Linked DNA regions of Mus musculus: region 2 is linked to region 1. Evidence: chromatin loops called from intact Hi-C (ENCODE). Cell type or tissue: heart. All regions are shown on one strand.

Region 1 (8,000 bases):
AGGCCTTTGTCTTTCCTTCTCTCCTCTTGCATGGTCTCCATGTCCATACCTGTCCACCTACCTATCCATCCACAGGTCCAGCCACGAATCCATGCACTTGATGTGGCCGGCCACACACAGATCCACCCAGCAGTCCATTGGTCCAGCAGATATTTCCTGAGCTCTATTAGCTGTGTGCTGCACACATTCCACGTTGTGCTCTTCTATGTGAGTGACTTACGTGGCCTCACACACTGCACTATCAGGCACGAACCCCACCTTCAGAGCTATACGTGCATTTCCCAGAGTGCTTTGTGTGGATCTGACGCTTGCTCGGAAGTTACTGACTACAGATAAGAGTTTTGACCCATGTCCCAGAACTTCTTTCAAGAACAGTGAGAAGAGTTTTTGGTTTTGTTTTTTATGAAAATAAACAATACTTTTCTAAATTTTGCAGCATTTATATGATTATCTGAAAAAAAATTACCCAAAGAGCTACGACTTTTTTCTGAAGGATAGCTGTGGAATTTCCTTCCTCAGCCTGTCAAATCTTGTCCCTGGAGGTGACCCTTGCCAGTAGGTTTGTTGTCTTTCCTTCCAGACTGCAGAAAACATATTTATGCAAATCATAGTCAGCTATGCCCGCACAAGCACCTATCAGCTTAGCACACACATCCAGCGCTGTTAAAACATGAATTTCAGAACATTTATGCAGGAAATAAAATCTGGATGCTTAACTTAAATGTTTATCATTCTTTAAGCGACAGTGGAGTTTTGAATGCATTTTTACTCTTTGATTCCAGAAGGCTGAGAGAAGTTGGCAGACTCCTCCTGGTCCCGAGGTCAGCAAGGGGTCAATTAGATCTTAAAACCAGAGGCTTTTCAGGCTGGAGCTGGAGCTCAGCCATATAGTCTTGCTGAGCATAATGGAAGGTCCTGGGTTCAACCCCCAGCACAGTTTCCTTAAGAGAGAGCTCAAACCCAGGTCTTCTGCCTTCTAAGTCGTTGCTGCTGAACCTCGCCATCTCCAAAATCTGGACGAGCTTAATATCGGATGCCTTTGAAGTGCCTGCTGCATTATATTAATAAGAAGCAATAGCTCAGGTTTCAGGTATTTGCCATGGGTCCCAATCTGTCCAAACCCATCACCTGCACTGCCCCATTTAACCTGAGACTCGTATGATATAGTAGTGTTGTCAACCTTCGCTTCACAGAGACCTGGGCTTAGCAAGGTAATATCGCCTGTGAGGGGATGCGCAGCTGGAGTGTTGCTTGGCTTTGGGTTTTGAACTCGAGTCCTTTGGTTTCAAGGTCTGTGCATATAGTTACCGTGCATACATTTTATGCATATATAATGTTAGATGAGCAACTATTAAGGGAGACAAATGAGCTGTGAATTTGATATAAAATGTATTGTTTCCACTCGGGAGGCAGAGGCAGGCGGATTTCTGAGTTTGAGGCCAGCCTGGTCTACAGAGTGAGTTCCAGGACAGCCAGGGCTACACAGAGAAACCCTGTCTTGAAAAAACAAAACAAAACAAAACAACAACAACAACAACAACAAAATGTATTATTTCAGAGACTTTGCAAAATGAAAGCAGAGAGGGGAAGAAGTTGAATGCTTCTAGATAAGAAGATAAATGCTAGTATTACAATAAATAAAAGAAGCAAGCGACAGAAAAAAACAAAACAAAACAGGTCACGGAGAGATGGCTGATTGATTGAGGATACAAAGTGAAAAGCCCAGGGGGTAGGGACCAGCCCTATCTGCTTCTGCCATGAGTGCCCTGAACCCAGCCCAAGGCTCAGGTGCCTTGGTGCCCTGTACTTGCACAAGTCCCTGACCTTCCCAGCTCTGGGGTAGCCCGGGTGAGAGCGGGATGGATGGAGGGTAGGTACATCTCCTAAAATCATCACAACCGTGAGACTAGAGTCTGGGAGGAGAGAGGCTGGGAACACCAGAGCCTTGAAAGAAGATGGATCAGACCATGAGGGGTCTCAGTCAAGGGCAAGCTCACTGGCGATTTGGCAGAAAGTCCTCCAGGGCCAGCACGGCTGCCACTTAATGAGTAGCATTTGGAAGGCAGGTGGAGTGGAAGCTGGGGACAGAACTGCCAGAAGAGCCAAGGCAAGACCAGAGTATGGGTGGAGGAAAGTCTTTTTTGCCCTCGGGTGGTGGCATCTCTATAAAGGGGGCCTGAGTCACCAGGGAAGACAGGGATGGGCTTTTACATCACCCTCTCTCATTTCCTCTCCAGTCATTTGGTATTTTTGAGCTCTCCACCCCTTTGTCCCCTTCTCCCGCCCCCAGCAAATCCAGCTAATGAGTGTGCGTGCGTGCATATTTTTCTGCATATGGACGATCAACTCCCAGAACAGCATTAGCTGAAAACAAAGGAAACTGCTACGATTTGGCCAAATTTGAGTCACAAAAATAGTTTTTGCATACGTTTAGCCAACTGAGAAAACAACCCAAAGAAAAATAGGCAGACAGTCTTTATACTACTGACCTACCAGTCATAGGCAGAGGAGTTGAACACTGTCCCCAGCTGTCATCGTGCTTTTCTTACCTTATTTGGGTCAAAGGGTCTACTCTGAGACAGGGCTACAGAAGGTTACATAGTCATTGGCTAAGAGCCTGGAAAAACTGCAGTAAGGACGTGCCCCGGAGTCACATGATTGATTACCTTGCCTCAAGTGCTCTTAGCTGTCCACTCACCTGTCTTGCTGGGCTTACAGAATCTCTGTACCTGCCCCTCACCCCACGGTCAATCAGGCAAGTCTTCCTGAGTTCATTCAGCTACCACCTTGGGAGATCTTGAGAGGACCCCCAAGCCCCCTGTGACAGCAAAGATGCTGGCCCTAGCTCTCCACTCTGCTTCTCTGGGACCTGCCTGCTTTTCTTGTGCTTTAAAGTCTGCTGATATAGAACCTTCAATGCCCACCCTGCCAATGTAGTGACATTTGAGTCACTCTCCAGTCAACATGGAGCGCTCTGACTGATGGCTGCCATGGATTAGCTAGCTACAGTTGGAAGCCATTGCAAGATGAAAACCTGGGTCCTTTTAACAAGCAATTGAAAGACTCAAGATCAGAGGGTGAAGCATTCATCTGAATGAATGCTTCTGAGAGTGCACACTCATGGAACCAGAGCTGGTTGGCTCAGAGGCCGAGGCAGGTTGGGGGTGTCCATCATCTGAGTCCCAGCTGCCCTTCTGGGCCAGCACCTCAGGACTTGCAGCTTCCGTTGGGTTGGTTCACTGAAGGACTACAGGACGGCTTAGGAACCAGACACAAATTTTTAAAAAGGAGTTGAGCGGCCCCTGCTGGTGATAAAGGGGCACTGATGACAAACTGAAAATGAGTGAAACCATGATTTTTTTTCTTTTGGTAGCAATTATCTTATTTTGGTAACTAAACAGTAATATTTACTGTTTTATGTATCTCAGGTCCCCTAATAAGAATGTTGTCAATTCTGTCTCTGTTCTATAAATTAGAAAAACATGAAAAATTTGAGAATTCTGGTGGGATTTTCTAGGGCATTGATGTGGCTTTTGGCAACGACATGGGTTTTGAGCTGTGACAGTCTAGGTTGGAAAGCCCTTACTATTTGAGTGACTTTTATAAGTCTCTTAACTTTTGACAAGCTAACATTAAATTTTAAGCTGTTATCTCCTATTCAAAGGACAATGACATCCAGCTAAAAAGAAAAGGCAGGGCTTGAGCCATGGAAGTGTTCCATCCACCCCAGCTGCCATTGTTGCGATACCATGAAGGGGTGGGTCTAAGATGGGCTTCAGATGATGGGCAGCTCCTGGCCTCTGGATGTTTCTCAGGGACAGAGATTGTATCTGCAGGCCTGTGTCTGGCTCAAGAGAATTCAGTTCTGGGTTATAAGACAAGGCTTACACTGCATGTGAGTCTCTTTAGAACCATACACGTACAATCCAGGGATCTCACTGCAGGGAATACTGTGCAGTGGGTAAGCCTGGACAAGTCCACCAGGAAAAGCTATCTCGACCTCCTCTACTTCCACCTTCGCCTCCACAGTCCAAGCCACCATCATCTTTTTCAGTGTAAAGCTCTTTTGTCTTTTACATTTCCTGTCTTAACTGAAATCCATCTACTGGGGTGACTTGCATTAAAAAACAAATAAACGACGACGACGACAACAACACAACAAAAACAACAAATAAAAGCTGGATGGTGGTGTCTCACACCTTTAATCCTAGCACTTGGGAGGCAGAGGCAGGCGATCTCTGTGAGTTCCAGGGCAGCCTGGTCTGCAGAGTTAGTTCCAGGACAGCCAGGGTTTATACAAAGAAAGTCTTGGAACAAAACAAAACAAAATGAAACAAACAAACAAAAAGCAAACCAAACCAAACAGATCAGGCAGTCCCCAGCTCTGATTAAGTCTTTCGATGACTCGGGAGATGTGGAGAAGCCCCTAGACCACCCAGGTTTCTTGCTGGCAACACCAGTTCCACTTTGAAGCTTTGTGTCATCTCTTGCTCGGTGGTCAACATTCACCCCTCACTGTTTTCCCTGGCCACTTGTATGTCAGGTGTTTGTTCAGAAAGCCAAGGCAGGTACAAGAAATGCCACACTTTCTTTAAAGTGAATGACATCTACTGGAATCTACTATGCTGTACTTCTTGGATGTCCCTTTCCCTGTTTTTTTTTTTTCACCCGTTCTCTGTATACTGGCTGCCAAAGATACACGTCCTCTGGAGTTCTGTGCTTATACTGTCTCGGGGAGACGGCTGGAAGGGAGAGCCAATAACTGACATTTTATAGCAGTACTTCTATCCCCAAGGCTTGATGCCGTGGAGTCTTTAGAAATTCTAAAAATTTATTTTTATGAGTGTCTTGCCTATTATGTATGCATATGCATCTCATGTGTGCAGCCCCCCCAGAGGCCAGAAGAGGGTAAGGAACCCCCTGGAACTGGAGTCACAGACAGGTATGAGCTGGTATGTGGGTGCCAAGAACGAGCAGGAAGTGCTCTTAACCACTTGAGCCATCTTTCCACCGCTGACAAATTTTTGTATAAATATTGTACTGACTACTGGCTTCACAGTGTTTTATATTTGAGGGGGCTCTGAGGTATGAGATGCCATTATTATTCTGAATAAAAGGAGTATTCCATTCACGCAGAGAACCTCTCCAGTGGTGCAAAGGCAATAACCACAGACGGAGAGCAGAGGTGACTAACAGCTAAGCAGGATTACAAGCACACACTACCATGGCACGAAGCCCAATTTTTACTGGAGTTGGGATCAAACTTAGGTCCTGACTAAGCCATCCCCTAATTCTTCAGAGATAACTTTTAAATCTGTACATTTATGCAATGTCTAAAAGTAGCTTGGGAATCTTAAGAATGCCAGTTATCAGAGAGTGGAGTATCTGCTCGGGGCATAGGCACCTACAGGCTAACGTCACTCAGAACACGTCTCAGGCATGGGAATGCGAGTCTGTGGCTCTCTTCATGCCTGGTTTCTGCTGCCTTTCCTGCTTGTATTCTCAACTACTCGTGCCAAAGTAGCTGGGCAGTATTAAACTTTGACAGAAGCAAAACTGGAGCCAAAGGCAAACGTTTAATCGACGGTGTTCAAACGCAAGTGTGTGCATCACCTGCCGCAGGCTTCCAGAGCCGCGGTCTACATTCCTGGGAAGTCTCAGTTTCTCACTCAGAATGTTTTCATGCTGTGCTTTGTTGGTTAAACAAAACAGCAAAACAAAACGAAAACCAAGTGGGCATATGCTTTTGAGTGTTGATTTATTGCTAAAGATCTGCATTTGGCGACAGGAAACATTTTTATCCCCATATGTTTGAAAACTCCGTCCGTGGGAAGGAGCCCGGCATCAGTTTCCAGCGGGTGGGACGTTCTCGTGGAGGCCCTGTAAGGCCAGGTCTGTCCACTTCATCTCCTGTTCTTTCACAGACTCTGTGGTGCCTCCGTTGTCTTGCTCGGGCTCAGGAAGCTCACTCTGGAAGGGAAGCACAGCCGTAACGACCATCAGGAAGTGTCTTTTCTATCCTTGAGATGGGTCTCAGGTAGCCTAGGCTGGCCCCAAATCTTGAACTGTGTTTCTGCGCGGCCGGGGACTGCGCTCAGGGCCCTGCTGAGATACACTAGCACTCTCTCACTGAGCCACACTCTCAGCCGATCACCCCCAAGTCTCTTTCCCATCCTCCTTTGCCTCCCAGGAGCTGGGATTATAGGTGTGGACCTGGTCCTGCAGTTACTTCTGAAAACACAAAGGCATTAGGAAAGAAAGCCTCCGAGGGCCTGGGAACAGCCAGCAAAGCTGATATGATGCTCTAAAGAGAGAGCCTAAACAAACAGATGGATAGAAAATATCAGAGGTCTGTTCAGTGCGGCTTGCTTGGAAGCCTCATGGGAATGCTGGCCCTGTGACTCTGGTTTTCTTATAAAAGGCAGTGGGGCAGGAGGGCTAAGGGCAGAGACTGGAGGCCCAGACAGCCTTCATTTGCTGGCTTATTGGGTTGATGAGGTAATTCAAACCCTTGGGGGCTTTTGTTTCCACTCTCAAAAATTGGAGAAAAAAAAAAAAGAGCTTTTTTTTTCACCCCCATGTCTCTGCCTTGGGGACGGGGAGAGTAAGGACATTAGATCCAGTGCATGCTGTGAGGGTACTCAGTACTCTAGGGCACACACTGCTGAGTGGCTGAGAACACTGACAAGAACCAATGCTAAACCTATTGAAAAATGCTTTAAGGGCCAATCTGATTTGCTGATATGTTCTCAAATACAGGAATTGTATCAAGAAGAAAAAATGCTGCAACAAAATGCTTTCTTTAGTGACAATATGGGCTGGATAATGGACACTGACAATGTAACAGGTGAGAGCTCCCCCTAGTGGAAAGCACAGTAAAGACTAGCTCACACCCCAAGAGCCATTTTCTTACAGAGATAAGCCATGGCTCCAGAGTTCACCACATGTATTTCTGTGCAATTCCCTGAACTTACACTTTGTGTTAGAAAACTGATGCTTTCATATTCAAAGTTAGGATTTCTCACTTATATTTATACTATGTGGAGGTATTTTTATTTTTAAAATTATGTTCAACATATGGAACATGATACTTGGCTACAATATGTACAGATGTATTTGAAGCAGGTCCAGTAAAGTGGTTCAGTGGGTAAAGGCACTGCAGACAACGCTGAGTTCTACATGTGTGTCATGGCACACAGGTACACACATACAGGAAAACCCCAATGTGTTTGCACAACATGCGTCTGCTATGCCGAAAGTAAAGTGAGATTCAACATTCTGTAAACAGAGCCAGAGAACTGTCATTCTCTAGTCCGTTTAGAAATCTGACCTTAATAACTATCTACAGGTCACAAAAAATAAACAGGCCTTTGATTAAGAACGACTTAATGTCATGCTCTCTAATGGCATACTAGGCTTCCTAAAATGATGTATCGTTTGCTTGGTGACTATTAATTCTTGCGATGAATACTACCATGTAAAACTAGACAAAACATGCCCACCCAACACAAAATACCATACGCACAATATCCACAGGGACAAATTCACCAACAGCTGCAGCTGTCTGCAGCTGTTCCTGCCAAGCCGCAGAGTCTAACCCTGACTGTGCCTTTGGATTGGCCACAGACTTGCCCATCTCAGCAGAATGCAGCTGTGGGGCAGTTCTGGGCCTGAGCCCTAAGTGCTCTGCACTTCCCTGTTGCTGCTGAACCTGAGGCTGAGGTCCCAGAGGACCTGCAGGGTGGTGTGTGCCAAGTGCCAGGCACCCTACTTCCTGGAGACATCCTGTTAACTGGCAGAGGGGCTCCAGCTAGTCTGCTGCCTGACACTGCAGCACCAGCAAGCCTAGGATTAGTTGGCTGAACTGGTGTGGACCAGACCTCCCCAATAAGAAATAAAATTATGACCAAACAGTTGTTATTGTAAGCCATTAAGTTTCAGGATAATTTGTTATGCAGCAAAAGCTAACTGACAGACACATTCCTTTAGAATCACAACAC
Region 2 (8,000 bases), 150 kb before region 1:
GGGGTTTCAGAAAATTTATTTGCTCTTCGTGATGGTTAGAAATTTGACTATCAAGTTTCAGATTCAATTTAAGTTTCTTCCAAAACTTGGAAAACTGTGCTTTGTTGTCTGTAGCAGCCTACTGTTACAAAATTTGTCATCAAGGTGGCTCTCACTCTCGTATATGTATTTGACCTGTTTGTTTATTTGTTTGTTTCCTGGAATCGTGTGCACATTCCCCGTTGAGTTCTGAAATCTCACCCAGATACACAAGAGTGTTCTGTACTAGTCTCTGTTGCACTCAGAGGACCCTTAAAACCACACTAGCCTGGGGCCAGCAAGATGGCTCAGTGGAGGAGGGAGCTTGAAGCATGGTGACCTGAGTTCAATTCCCAGGACCCACATGGTGGAAAGAGAGAACCAAGTCCCTCAAGTTGCTCTGTGGCCTTCAATCATAAGTCATGACACATGCACATCTCCCCCAACACGAAGTAAATAAATCAATGTAATTTAAAAAGTATAAAAGCCAGGCAGTGGTGGTGCATGCCTTTAATCCCAGCACTTGGGAGGCAGAGGCAGGCGGATTTCTGAGTTAGAGGCCAGCCTGGTCTACAAAGTGAGTGCCAAGACAGCCAAGGCTACACAGAGAAACCCTGTTTCGAAAAACAAACAAACAAACAAAAAGTATAAAAATAAATAAATAAAACACAAGGCTAAGACTTTTCTTTTCTTTTTTGCTTAGTGCAGATGATTTTAAGAAAATTATGATGAACTCAAAGTACCACCATCTGGAGGATGTCATTTTATGTTCTTCATGTTGTTACCTTGAAAAGAGTGAAAGGATTCCTCTGGTCTGAGATGAAGGACACAGCTCTTCTGACTCTTCATGCACAGCCCCTCCCCACAGGCAGCACTGGGCTCTCTGGTTCTGTGGGCATCTAGGCAGGTGAAGATGTTTACACTGGTGTGCATTGCTCACTTTTCCCACTGTAGCTGCAGAGATGGTTTCGTGATTAAGAGCACTGACTGCTCTTCCATTGACCTGGGTTGGGTTCCTCCTCCCACATCAGACAGCTCACAATTGCTTGCAGCTCCAGTTCCAGGGGATCCAATGGCCTCACCAGCACCTGCACACATGTGCAGCACACATGGTGCACAGCACATAAATCCATGCAGATAAATGTATACATAGCGAAGAAATAAATTTTAAAAATAAAATAAGTAGAATCACAAAGTATACATTGGTGCAGGATATTTGATCACACTGTGGACCCAGGATGGTTATTTACTTAAAAACCTATTCCTAGTTGTGATATGGCTCAGCCCTTGACACACATTTTTAATCCCTCTGGCTAGAACACAGATATGCCCTTAATAAACACCTTTAATTCCAACCAGTAAAGGTAAGATTAGATTGTAGAAAGGAGCACCCATGTTTGAAAGTGATGTCTAATTGAGTGGCAGACAAAGTGACGAATCAGAGAAAGATTTGACAGAATAGGATGTGCCCAACTCTCAGGAGAAGACAGGAAAGGGGAGCTCCTTAAAAGAGAGCGTCCGAGAGAACGGGAGAAAAGAAGACAGTTTTACTGGGACAGTTGTACAGAGACAGGTTAGAGAAAGAGTGAGAAGGAGCCAGAAGATCAGGACAGATTGCTAGAGTTTGTTTGATGCCAAGCAGAGCAAGTCAGGAGAAACTGAGAGAAGCCAGATTGAATCAGTCAGCTTGGAGAGGCATTTGAGCCAGTACAGCTGAGTTGAACTGGTCTGTATATGAGCTCAGTTACAAGAAGAAAGGGTGAACTTATTCAGCAGCAAGTCTCAGAGGCCAAAAACATTATAGGCCTAGGTAAGAAGATTGTATAGAGGCTAGAAGCTTACAGGAGCAGGCCTAGGTTAGCACACAGAAGCAGTACACCCCCTAGATGGCAATTACCTTAGCTAGCTGAATAAAGGATACATTCACAATGAGTTTCACATGTTCGCCCTAGCTTAGAGTCTGGACTGGTCTGAGTCTTCTTCATCTCCTGCCCTCACCTCCCAGCTTTGGGTCTTTTTATTCTGAAAATGTCTATCAACATTGACACGTTTTACTGGTTTCTTTAAGATTCTAAATTATTATGTTTGGAAAAAAAATCAAAGAAGTATCTGAAAAGCTCATTTTCTAATAATTAAAGTAAATACAGCTCATGGTGACCAAACTCAAGTCACCAGGCTTGGTCACAATTGACTCTCCAGACCCCCACATGTTATCTCTTAGCTTCTGTTACTAGAAAATAAGGGTTGAGGGGCTGGAGAGATGGCTCAGCAGTTTAGAGCACTGGCTGCTCTTCCAGGGGCCCTGAGTTCAATTCTCAGCAACCACATGGTGGCTCACAACGGTCTGTAATGAGATCTCGATGCCCTCTTCTGGTATGCAAGTGTACAAGCAGATAGAGCACCTATATGCATAAAGTAAATGAATAAATCTTTAAAAAGAAAGGAAGAAAGAGGGAAAGAGTTAGCATTCACACCTCTTCCTTATCTCACGGCTGGTCCCTTGGTCCTACTGGGATAGTTTTGTCTCCAAGTTTTGGCTAAACTATTACACTTTTTTCTTTTGGGGGTGGAGTGGGATGGTTCTGTTTCTTAGTGTAGGCCTGGCTATCCTGCAATTCCCTCTGTAGACCAAGCTGGCCTTGAACTCACAGAGATCTGCCTGCCTCTACCTCCAAAGTGCTGGCATTAAAGGCCACCACCACCGCTAAGCCAAATTATCCCCCCCCTTTTTTTTCAACATAAATACATGACATACTTAGTGGAATCACTAGCCCATTATGGTGTCTGTACCTGCACTTGTCCTGGAGTTAATGGTGTTTAATGTCTAGTCTAAAAGAAATTGGAGGGTTGGCAAGATGGTTCAGTGGTTAAGAGCATTGACTGTTCTTCCAAAGGTCCTGAGTTCAAATCCCAGCAACCACATGGTGGCTCACAACTACCCATGATGAGATCTGATGCCCTCTTCTGGCTCGTCTGAAGACAGCTACAGTGTACTTATGTATAATAATAAATAAATCTTAAAAAAATAAGAAGAAAAGAAATTGGAAACACCTTTGAGCTCATAAAAATCCTTTGTCCATGGGTTTACCACAGCCTTTGCGTCTCTCCTCCCTGAAAGGTCGGAGCCAAGAGAGACAGTCCTCATGTCCCTGGGAGGAAAAAGGCAGGGAAAGGGTGAGCCGTTTTCAGTCCTCTAACCCTAAAAGGAAAAGCATTCACAAGCATCCAAGGAGATGGGCTTTGGAGATCAATTGGCTTCAGGGCATTTCTTTGGAAATCATGTTTTCTTTTTTTGGAATGGGTGGTTCTTTGCCTATTCTCTACCCCAGTCCATGCCGGAGCGGAATGGCTACATCAGACCTTTCCAAAAGAAAATGGTCACAGTGTAGCGGGTTTGTCTTCCAAGCTACCAAAAAAACAGAAACCAAGCAGGAGCAATTATGTAGTCCTCTTGTATTTCAGTGCAAGGCTATGTGAGTCCTGATGGTTTCTGCTTTAGTGGAGAGATAAGCAAGCTAAATGTGAGTTTGGGGGGGGGGGCAGGAGGCATAGCTCAATGCCAGAGTGCTCGCCTAACATGTGTGAGGACTTGGGTTCAAGACCCACTATTACAAAAACAAGAAACCAGCTCAGCTAAATGAGAGGGTGAGAGGCAATGGGTGGGGGAGCAAAGAATCCCTAGGGAGGAAGGGGGCATGAGGAGGAGGGGCTTCAAGCTGGCAGGAGCCCCTAGCCTCACCATGGACACCTTCCAGCCTGATTGTGTGAACACTTCCTGGCACAGAGTAGCTGACATTAGTAACCTCAAAAGCTCCGACACCTCTCAAGGCTACGAGGATAGCCACCGGGGAGCACAGCAACAAATGGTTCCCTCATTTTTTAATCTTTCAGGACATTTGAGCCTCTCTGAAAGTGCTTACAGAGTTTGGAAGGACAAGATGTCTCGTGATAGCCTTACTAAGACTTACTTGGCCCCAGACAAACTCAAGACTTACTAATCGGTGCCTGGAGAGCATTTCATAACTTCACCACCAGGGGCCGCTGTTTCCCCATGCTCAGGCCAACAACACAGCCACTATCCCTCCAGGAACGCAGTTTGAGAACTGCCAGTGAGTCCAAAGGAATTCCACAAATTCAGACGCCCTGGTGCCCTCTCCACCTTCCCTTCCCCCAGTCTGGGACCTACCCGACCCAGAATAATGGGAGTGTGGCTTCCCAGATCCAGAAGTAGAAGCACGACTTTTTCTCCTAGGACAGAGTTTCTTTGTGTTGTAGAGACCTACTCAAATGGTTTTGAGGTGTTTTGTTTGTTTGTTTGTTTTTGGTTTTTTTTTAAATACGTGTGTGTGTGTGTGTGTGTGTGTGTGTGTGTGTGTGTTCCCTTCTTGAGAGAGAAATGCGGGCTCTCAGAGATGTGTGTCCTTGGCTAGGAAGATTCCAGCCATGTCAATGATCTCCAAATTGGGGGGTATGCAAAATGATCTGTTAAGGGCAAGAGAAAGAACATTGTATAACATTTACTTACGTATTTACTGTGTTAGTTTTAGAGATAGAAATGTGAGAGGCACACCCCCCACCCCACCCCCCCCACCCCCGTCTCAAAAAACAAAACACCTTTGCTATCCAGACTGGCACTGATGCTTTCTGAGGTCCTGTGTCACAAGGTCAGCAGAGTGCATGCTATATAGTGAGCGTGGAAGGACGGTGGAGTCACCTCCCTGTAACCAGAATTCTATTGCATACACCCTTTCTACTTACTGGAAGGACTGGGTGTCACAAAGTAACTAAAGGAGTCCTCACGGAAGGAAGTGGGGGAGGGGTGTTTAAGCATCTTCAGAAATGAGGGCCCGAATGCAGTGTCGCCAGTACCTGCATTCGAGCTTGGAAAAATGCCTAAGATATCACTCCCGTGCCTGTCCGACCTCTCAGCTACGCAATGACACTGAACCGAGGACAGTGCTGACAAGGTGTACCATCCAAATTCAAGCTTGTCAAACCTTTTGAAACAATAGCAGGTCTCTCATTTCTGATGAGCTTGAGGTAATATCAAAGGTCCCCGAGCCTTGACCTTAACAGCAGCTCGTGACATGTGACATGCGTGCTTGCTCATGTCACAGCGGGGATGCAAGCAAAATCAGGCCAGGGCTGAGGAAGTGTGTGCCACAGCCAAGAAGACGACCTTCCTATCTTATCAACTCTTGGAGTTTGTCTGGGGCCAAGGACCCGGGTAACTGGACTCTGAAGACTGTTCCTGGCAGTCAAGGTACAGACACTCGAACCATGACCCAAGGGGACTTTGGTTCTATGAAGGCTAAAGCCTTTCATATCAGCTGTCTTCTGTGGCTTTGTTCTGCCTCGGGACCGTCTGGCACCTGGTACAGAAAGGAAGAGGCTTGAAGAAAAGGAGTCGACACATGTTCACCCGAGCGTGTTCACCCGAGCATGTTCTTCGGCTTGCTTGGTGGGGCTTTTCCAGCTCTACCCTAGTTTACCGTGCACTTCCTATCCCTGTTCAGTGGGAGGGCCTTCCTCCAAACTACATTCCTCCGTGAAATTCTTTTTTTAGGGACAGCGGATTTAAAAAGTAATCTTGTGGGATTTGTCCAAGTCTTGACAAAGGAGAAGTTCACACTGGGTGGATTTGCTGAGAAGGAATGCAAACTCACCTTTATCATTCCTGTCCAAGCTAGCAGCAGCAGGATTACTTGGGGATGAGTCTCAAAATATGCAGAGTCCTGGACCCTACTCAAGACTGCCTGACTCAGAATCTCTGAGTGGGACCAGGAGGCACATCGACAAACCCAGTCCATCTCCCCCAACTCCAAACATTACAAGATAAATTTTAAAACTTTGCAAAGACAAAGTTCGTCTCAGTGAGTTCATTTGCCTACCACGCAGGAAGCTCCAGGCTGAATCTCCAAGATTAACCGGATGGAATGGTGCGTGCCTGTAATTCCAGCCCTTGGGAGGAAGAAGAATCAGGAGTTAAGGACTCCATCTAAAGTATGTAGAATAACGAAAGACCAGTAAGATGGTTCAGTGATTAATGTCACTTGCCACCAAGCCTAATGACCCGAGGAGTTGGATCCTTGGGACTCACATGGTAGAAGAGAACCAGCTCCCTACAGGTGCCCTCTGACCTCCACACAATGCCACGTCAAGCACACACATGCAGGCACACACGCATGCACACAAAATAAGCCAATAAATGTGAAAGAAATAAAGAATAGAACCAGAAGAAAAACTTGTAAACAGCTTCTTATCTGGGAGCTGGGGAGATGGCTCAGCAGTTAGGAGCACAGGCTCCTCTTCCAGAGGACCCAAGTTTGATTCCCAGCACCTACCTGGCAGCTCATATCCATTTGTATCTTCAGTCCTTGGGCCTCTGATGGGACCAGGCACACATGTGGTGCACAGATATACATGCAGACAAAACAATATACACCAAATGGCTTTTTACAAGGCCTTATTTTTCCTATGAAATTAGTCAAGCCAGGTAATTTTCTATTCATTCTAAGCACAAGGAGGCCAGACATCCACCTAATTAGGAAAGGTAAGGGCCGATGGAGTGGAGCTGTGCAGAAGGAGACTCACCCTGCTTATGAGACTGGGCCCTGCCCATTGCCTTCCATGCAGCCCCCTGGACACACAGAGGTCTGAAGGTTAACATGCAGAAGGCTCCGGGCAGAAGGAAGCATTACCAGGAGGAAGAGGCCAACACTCTGAGACTAATTCTTTCCTGAAACCACTCCCTTGCCTAGGGAATCTTTGATCATATCCATCTTCAGAAAGTGGCTTTAGAGCACAGGCTTACAGGCTAGCTGATCTAGACACATGAGTAGCAGAAATGACAGGAATTCTCTAGCAAAATACTAGCACAGGGACATGGTGGCCTCAGGGTATGAAAGAAGACTCTAGAAAGATCCCCCCCCCCTTTCTGGGAGAAGCTTCTATGGTCCTATATCTCCCAGGATTCCACTAAAGTCCTTTCTAGGCCGCGCTCCCCCCACCCCAATGTTCTTCTCTGCTGTAGGTGACTCTAACACACCCATCTGTGCCTCAGCTGTGCCTGGACCTGCCTCTGTCTTAACACACTGTCACCTCCAAGGAATACTGAGATTCTTGGGAATAGGGCCCAAGGTTGGTAAGTAGTTGAGAAATGGTGGTTTTTTTTGAGTCTGACTTAGTCATTATCACATCACGCATCCTCACATCCCACTGAAGCATCGCCCTGGTGTCCGTTTGATGACCCACCAGGACACCCTGAGAAGAGTAGATGGGGATAAAGATGGAGAAGCTTGAGTCAGGGCTGCACTCTCAAACCCAGGGCTTCATGGCCTCTTTCCACCCTGTCACTATGGGTCTCCATGTTGACATGATGGAAAAGACCTATGCCAGCAACTAAAGAGCCCCTTTATCTTCCTGCTTGAAGAGGCGGGGAAAGCAACCACACAAGACAAACTAGCCACCACACTCGACCTTGAACAGAGTCCTCCTATGCCCCCACCCTTTCTAGAAGCTGAAAAGCTGCTCAATGAGAGTTTGGTTCTTGCTCTTTCTCTCGCCTTTCCTGGATCCACCCTCCTGAGCAATGCAAGCTTCAGGCTGTGCTATGTTGCTGGGTTCCTAGGTACGTCAGCAGGTGTGCAGGCAGATAACCATGTCTGTGTTCCTATGTAGATGGTGTTCATCTATTGTTCCTTTCCTCCAAAGAAAGATAGGTCAACAATCTGGGAAAGTGGAAAAGATTTTAAACACATGAAGAAGAAAATGTATTTAATCTCAGCACTCAAACAGAGGCAGGAGGATCTTTGTGAGTTCCAGGCCAACCAAGGCTCCATAAGAACTCATGCTATGGTATGAAGACAAACACAGCAAGGCTCCATTTGTAAGAGGTCAAAGTAGTGAATGGTTGACTTTCTTTCTTCCTTTCTTTCTTCCTTTCTTCCTTTCTTCCTTCCTTCCTTCCTTTCTTTCTTTCT

What was found. A loop is a pair of places that touch in the nucleus more often than their neighbours do. Peaks named below come from ENCODE experiments on the same cell type or tissue, not always from the same donor. Only the 100,000 strongest peaks of a DNase experiment are listed, where the experiment ranks them.
Region 2: it touches region 1 in a loop (9-fold over the local background); 41 of 42 quality-filtered maps call a loop at or near these places.

The regions. Positions count from the first base shown.
Region 1 is chr9:102,631,984-102,639,983 of GRCm38, reverse strand. Anapc13 (anaphase promoting complex subunit 13) reads right to left here. Exons shown (of 3, transcript NM_181394.3): 3 at 5,740-5,970. The coding sequence ends at 5,845. Among named protein-coding and RNA genes, the nearest start is that of Anapc13, 9.7 kb to the right of the region's middle. In heart, CTCF peaks have their summits at 3,313 (motif pointing left) and 6,868 (motif pointing left); DNase peaks (open chromatin) are centred at 3,213 and 7,663; H3K27ac peaks cover 3,395 bases.
Region 2 is chr9:102,780,630-102,788,629 of GRCm38, reverse strand. No RefSeq gene overlaps it. Among named protein-coding and RNA genes, the nearest start is that of Gm46151, 6.1 kb to the right of the region's middle. In heart, CTCF peaks have their summits at 2,986 (motif pointing left) and 4,042 (motif pointing right); a DNase peak (open chromatin) is centred at 4,049; H3K27ac peaks cover 3,100 bases.